Regions from separate parts of the Homo sapiens genome. Here region 2 is linked to region 1. The links are chromatin contacts, found by Hi-C or POLR2A ChIA-PET in ENCODE. All regions are on one chromosome and are shown on one strand. Each heading gives the region's core, a stretch centred on a gene start or an enhancer-like site at or near the end of the contact. The rest is flanking DNA. Distances are from core to core; before and after follow the strand shown. Region 1 overlaps MANBA (mannosidase beta). Region 2 overlaps MANBA (mannosidase beta).

Evidence for each region. Hi-C counts contacts between places; a loop is a spot of excess contacts on that map. ChIA-PET counts read pairs that join two places held with the same protein, here RNA polymerase II (POLR2A). Pooled maps may share reads with other maps.
Region 2: a loop to region 1 is called in a map of naive thymus-derived CD4-positive, alpha-beta T cell, with 2.1 times the contacts of the local background. The contact joins two enhancer-like sites. A Hi-C loop is called at or near these places in 5 of 168 maps with a recorded cell type or tissue (Caco-2, HepG2, astrocyte of the cerebellum and 2 more) and 2 of 50 pooled maps. POLR2A ChIA-PET finds 5 or more read pairs at or near these places in 1 of 52 experiments (activated T-cell).

Annotation. Positions count from the first base shown.
Region 1 is chr4:102,629,465-102,632,318 of GRCh38, reverse strand. MANBA (mannosidase beta) reads left to right here. Exons shown (of 17, transcript NM_005908.4): 17 at 38-1,549. The coding sequence ends at 262. Among named protein-coding and RNA genes, the nearest start is that of NFKB1-AS1, 130 kb to the right of the region's middle. Within about 2 kb of position 1,443, at least 7 of the 41 ENCODE cell types and tissues checked have a DNase peak (open chromatin) inside an H3K27ac peak, as active enhancers do.
Region 2 is chr4:102,677,537-102,680,390 of GRCh38, reverse strand. All of the region lies in intron 7 of MANBA (mannosidase beta), which reads left to right. Among named protein-coding and RNA genes, the nearest start is that of MANBA, 82 kb to the left of the region's middle. Within about 2 kb of position 1,435, at least 2 of the 41 ENCODE cell types and tissues checked have a DNase peak (open chromatin) inside an H3K27ac peak, as active enhancers do.

The sequences.
Region 1 (2,854 bases), core at 194-2,693:
ATCCTTCACTTCATTCATTTTTTTTTTTCTTTTTCAGGCCATCATCTCTCAGCAAGGTGACATATTTGTTTTTGACCTGGAGACCTCAGCTGTCGCTCCCTTTGTTTGGTTGGATGTAGGAAGCATCCCAGGGAGATTTAGTGACAATGGTTTCCTCATGACTGAGAAGACACGAACTATATTATTTTACCCTTGGGAGCCCACCAGCAAGAATGAGTTGGAGCAATCTTTTCATGTGACCTCCTTAACAGATATTTACTGAAGGAATCTAGGTTGTATTTTCAGTGGACAATGGGAATAAAGCATTTCTAAAGCACCGACTGGAGAGGAAGGCAACAGAGACAAGGAGAGAAGCCGAGAGACATGTCTGCGTGCTGCCACGCATTTGAGCGATTGCTCTGTGAAGAGTTGTACACTGAACACTTTCAGGGGAGGCTGTTTACCCAGGCAATGTCCTCAAACAAGCCTGTGCCGGGGTGTCCTGGAATCTGTGCCAGGACTGTGTTTTTAGCCCTTCACCTCTCAGCTTTAGCAGGACATGAACCAGTTATAACAAGATGGCCCTGCAGCTGGTTACAAGAATGTGACATGGCAGGATCTATGGAACCAAATGGAAGGTTTTGAGGTGATGTAGGTCTTTCACAGCTAGCTTTGGGGAATACGGAATACTCAAATAAAGTGCTTTGTTATTATTTCAGAGGGAATGGCGATTGAAATGTTACAACAGAGATTTCTTGGTGGTAGCTATTTGGGTAAAGGTATATGGGTATTTTTCTGTACATGTGAAATTATATAAAAATAAAAGTTATATAAATTACATTGACAACTTGATATTTCATCTGTGGCTTATTTAACCGTTCTATAAATATTCAATTTTGCCCAATACTGTGCTGGACCCTAATTTCCATTTAGTTCTCGTTATTATTCTGCTTGGTAAACTGGGAGAGTTTGAAGAATCTAAACTAAGACATGTGAAAGGTTTTCTCTGGAAACAGTCATGTAATTGGTTATAGAATGGACCAGCAAAGAGTGTTTGGCTTTAAAATTAAGATATTATTAGTGGTTTTGGTTTTAAAAATGAGAAGCATTATGTTCAGTGACTCTAAAAGTAACTACAGACAATCCAGTCTTCTTCAGTATCTAAGAGTATCCTCATTTTATATGTACACACACACACACACACACACACACACACACACACACACACACACAAAGCCTTATCAAGGGGATAAGGGGACTTAGGGCTGGGACTCCGTAGAGTCTTACTTGGTAAATATTATGTCATGTTCTTATGACTATTGTAAATCCTGTTTTAGCAAAGCATTGCTGCGAGGCAGGGAGGACTGCTCTTCTTGACACCTGTGCATGTTCTGCCAGGGGCCCTGAGAAGGGGCTTTCAAGCTGATGAGCCAGAGTTTACTTTGTAGTTTGCCCTTACTAGTTCTGTAACCTTAATCAAGTTACTTAACTTCCTGTGCTCAGTTTTCTTGTGGCTAAATGGGAGTGGTAACACCCACCTTGTAAGTTTGTTTTGAAGAATAAATAAAATAATTTAGCTCAAGGGCTGGGCCCCAGATTGGCACATAGTGACGCTCTGTAATGGAAGCATCATCCTGGGCCTGAGCTCGGTGTCCTGGAGAGGGTGAGGCTTCCAGCCGCAGTCTCTAGATTCAAATCCAGGTACTGAAGCTTCTGACTGTGTGTCCTTGGGCAACAATTCAACCTTTTGAACTGTGGTTTCCACCTCTGTAAAATGGAGCTAATGATCCCTCACCTTCAAAGGTAGGTGTGAGGACTTAACAAATAGGGTCTGGAACAAATTAAAATGCTAAGTAAATGGTGATTGTACTTTTAACATCACATTCATTATCATCCAGTTAGTACAGAAAGCAATAGTAAAAATGAAGTGAAGAGAGGCAAATGGTAAGTAAGTTCTTCAGCAAATTCTTTCTGAAAATAATACCAGAAAAGAATAATTTGTAAGGGAAGAATAAATTAAAGGACATAAATATATGCTGACAACAACTTCTAAAAGAAAAGAAATGTGCCGTATACATATTATTCCTATTAAGGAATAATAGTAGCCAAAACATTCTTCCGCAGTTCTTGTGTGGCAGCACAGTTAGTCATTTTTACTGTTTTCATAGATTTATCTTGCCATGCAGGAATACAGTCTGATGCACTTACTCTTGACTTTGAGTTTCTGATAGGGTTTTTCTGTTAGTGGTTGTATTTGTCCATTCTTGCATTGCTGTACCTGAGACTGGGTAATTTATAAGGAAAAGCGGTTTAATTGGCTCACAGTTCTGCAGGTTGTACAGGAAGCATCGCACCGGGCATCTGCTTGGCTTCTGATGAAGCCTTAGAAAGTTTACAGTCAGGGCAGAAGGCGAAGCAGCGACAAGCATGTCATATGGCGAAAGCAGGAGCAAGCGAGAGAGAGTGGGTGGGAGGTGCCGCACACTTTTAAACCACCAGATCGCCTGTGAACTCAGAGCAAGAGCTCATTTATCACCAAGGGGATCCGTGCCTATGATCCGGACACCTTCCACCAGGCCCCGCTTTCAACATTGGAGATTACGTTTCAACATGACATTTGGATGGGGACATATATCTAAACCATATCCTTAGTTGTGTGAACAATAGGATAAAAAGACCAGAACCAGGTCTTACTGTCATATGCTCTTGCAAAGCACATTCCAGAGAGAGTGGGATGAAGAGAGGTCAGTTCCCAGGATTATATCTTCCCATTTCAGAACAGAGAGAACAATAAAAATCATAATTTTCTCATTCACATTCACGATAACTCTTCTTATTCTCTTTTTTTCCTTACTTCACTTTTCATTGTGAGACA
Region 2 (2,854 bases), core at 186-2,685, 48 kb before region 1:
GACATTTCTCTCTGCTGTGTGCGGTTTTCTCTCTGGAATTATCTTTTTTCTGGTATAGTTTTAGATGACATTAATCAGATACAAAAATATTTGCAAATAGACTCCATCTTGAACAATGTACAGTGAAATACCAAACTTTAAAATTCTTCTTTGAAGATAAGTGCACAGAAATTTTGGTGAAGCCTATTTACTGTGCAACAACAAAATATAAGGAAATCAACATTTACATAGAAAAAAGAATCAAATTTTGAAGGAGAGTGCCAGGAGAAACAACAAAGAGTTGCTGGTTTTCCATTGCTCAGAGAAATCCACATAGCAATGCCAAACGCCCCAATTGTTGTCCCTGAGAACTGGACACTTGTTCTACAGCAATTAATCAAATAGTATCTGTGTTCACAATCATTTAGCCATTTTCTCTGATTTTACAGAAGAAATACTTGAGAAGTGGGATTTTTTTTTTTTTTATACCTCAGAGGCATTTGTAAATTGTTTGAATGAAAGTCAAAAGAACAAAGGCATGGATATGACTGCATTTTTTTGGAGTTTAATGTGATGTGGGATTATTATGAATCTCTACCAAACTTATTATGTTTAATACTTTTCTAAAATATTTGCATATCTCTGGCCTCATCTGGAAGAACATTTCTGAGTTAAAATTAATAAAAGGTGTTTTTCCATCAGCTATGACAAATAAATCAAAAGAGCTGGCTATACCCTTTGTTGAACATGTATGTCCAAAGAAGATCAATTTTGAGAAAGTTGTTGACAGATTTTTAGAAGGTAAGGCTGAAAATAGCAAATATTATTATTTCTTACTATAGCATACCATTATATATGTTATTCCCTTTGTTTATAATTTTATTAAATATATTAATATAATCAAAACTTGAATCTATTAACTTTTCCTTTTTTGTACGCTAATATTTGTTTTACTTTTTTAAAAAACTGGCGTGATTATACAAAGTTCAGGGAAAGAAAATTTTTAATGTCTACATTCTTTTCTGGACATTATCATTATTCATTTCATTTCATTACTTCTATTGAAAATAACTTTGTCATATGGAAGAGGAGGTCTTAAAAAGTGATCCTATCTGGTGTCAGATATACTAGATACACATCTGGCTACAAGGATGCATAACTGTGCCGATGTCAATGTTAATCTGTTAACTTCTGGTTGTGCTGTCTGCAAATTGCAAGGGCACGACAAAGAATGTCTCTTGTGTCATCCTGCACAGACCTGTTTGACAAGAGCTATTTGTGGAGACCCAGAGCTTGTTTTCTCAATACTTTTACATGGGGGAGCACTTTCAGAACAAAGACAGAAATGCAGTGTTTGGTTGTCTCTTAAAATACATGTAAAAGGATTTTAGCAGGTTTGACATTTGACAATGTTTAGAAATAAGTGGATTTCTTTTTAAGAAGAAAATTGCCCTTTTGAAAATGTAGTGATGCTATTACAGCTTTTTAAGTATCTGATACAAACAGCTGAGAAGCAGCCTTGGGTTTGTGAATCAATGATTCATTACATATCATCTGTTTGGTCTGCCAGAGAAAGAAATTTGAGGAGTACCGTATTTATCAGTCACGTACCTCTTAGGCCCTTTAGTTCAGATATCCTTAATTCTTGTTTGAAAGAATGCATTCAACTATCCTGCACTTTTAAAGTTAATCCTTCTATTTTGAAAATGAAATCTTTTTGAAGCTAATAAAAACACTGATCTAGTGAGGAATAGAAACTTCAAAAATAGATAAAAATTTAGAAGTTAAAATTTTTAATTTTCTAACTGCCCGACTTACACATTTTTTAGTTTCTTAGGTATTTATACCTTTTTCCTACTGTTAGACAATAATTTGCTTTGTTGGACTGTTTAAAAAATTTTAGTCTCATATGAAGATTATATATTTACTTTGGATGCAAATATGTGTTACTCAAGGGTCTTTTCAAGAAATCTTTTAGAACCCATTATTTTCTCTGAAGTAAAATACCTGTTGTAGAAGAAGGCTTTTATGTGACTATCAAGACTGCCAGAGGACGTGGAAAATTACTGACACTTATCATAGAAGCGGGAGCCTTTCACTTGTGAAAGAATGCCCAGAGGGAAAGGTGGCTGGTAATTACTACTTCACCTCTGAGGCACTGTCAGGTGGTTTGGGTTTATTGTCACCCCAGTCATAACTTGTTATTGCAAGAGTTGGGGGATAGGGAGAGATGCCTTTTTATAAGAACATTTGCACAGAAAGGAAAAATATTCTGGAAAGTGTTATGTTGTATAGTTAATACAATTTGTAGCATTAATGTATATTAAGAAACAAATAAATTCTATTTTCTGCAGTAGTGATTCTCAAATTTTTCTGGACTCAGCACTGCATTATACTTACAAAAGTTATTGAAAACCCCAACATGCTTTTGTTTATATGGGTTATATGTACCGATATTTACCATATTAAATATTAAAACTGAGAATTAAGTATTTACTTATTCATTTTAAATAACCATAATAAACCATGGCACATATGACTGTTTTTATATATGACTTATTTTATAAAAAATATATTGACCAAAAAAACCAGTGGAAATAATGACAGTTTTACATGTTAGCAAGTCACTTTAACGTCTTGTTTAGTAGGAGACAAAGGGATTCTCATCTGTATCTGCCTTCAGTCAATTTGCAATATGTTGTTTCGGTTGAAACAGATTAAGGAAATCTGACCTCACACAGATGTACTTGGAAAAGGGAAAAAATAGTCTTTTCAGATAAATTGTGGATTTTCTTTTAACCAATGATAGTTTTCTTTTAACAAATGATAGTTTCTTAAACTTTTTGTTCTCTGTTACATTAAAATTCATTTGTCT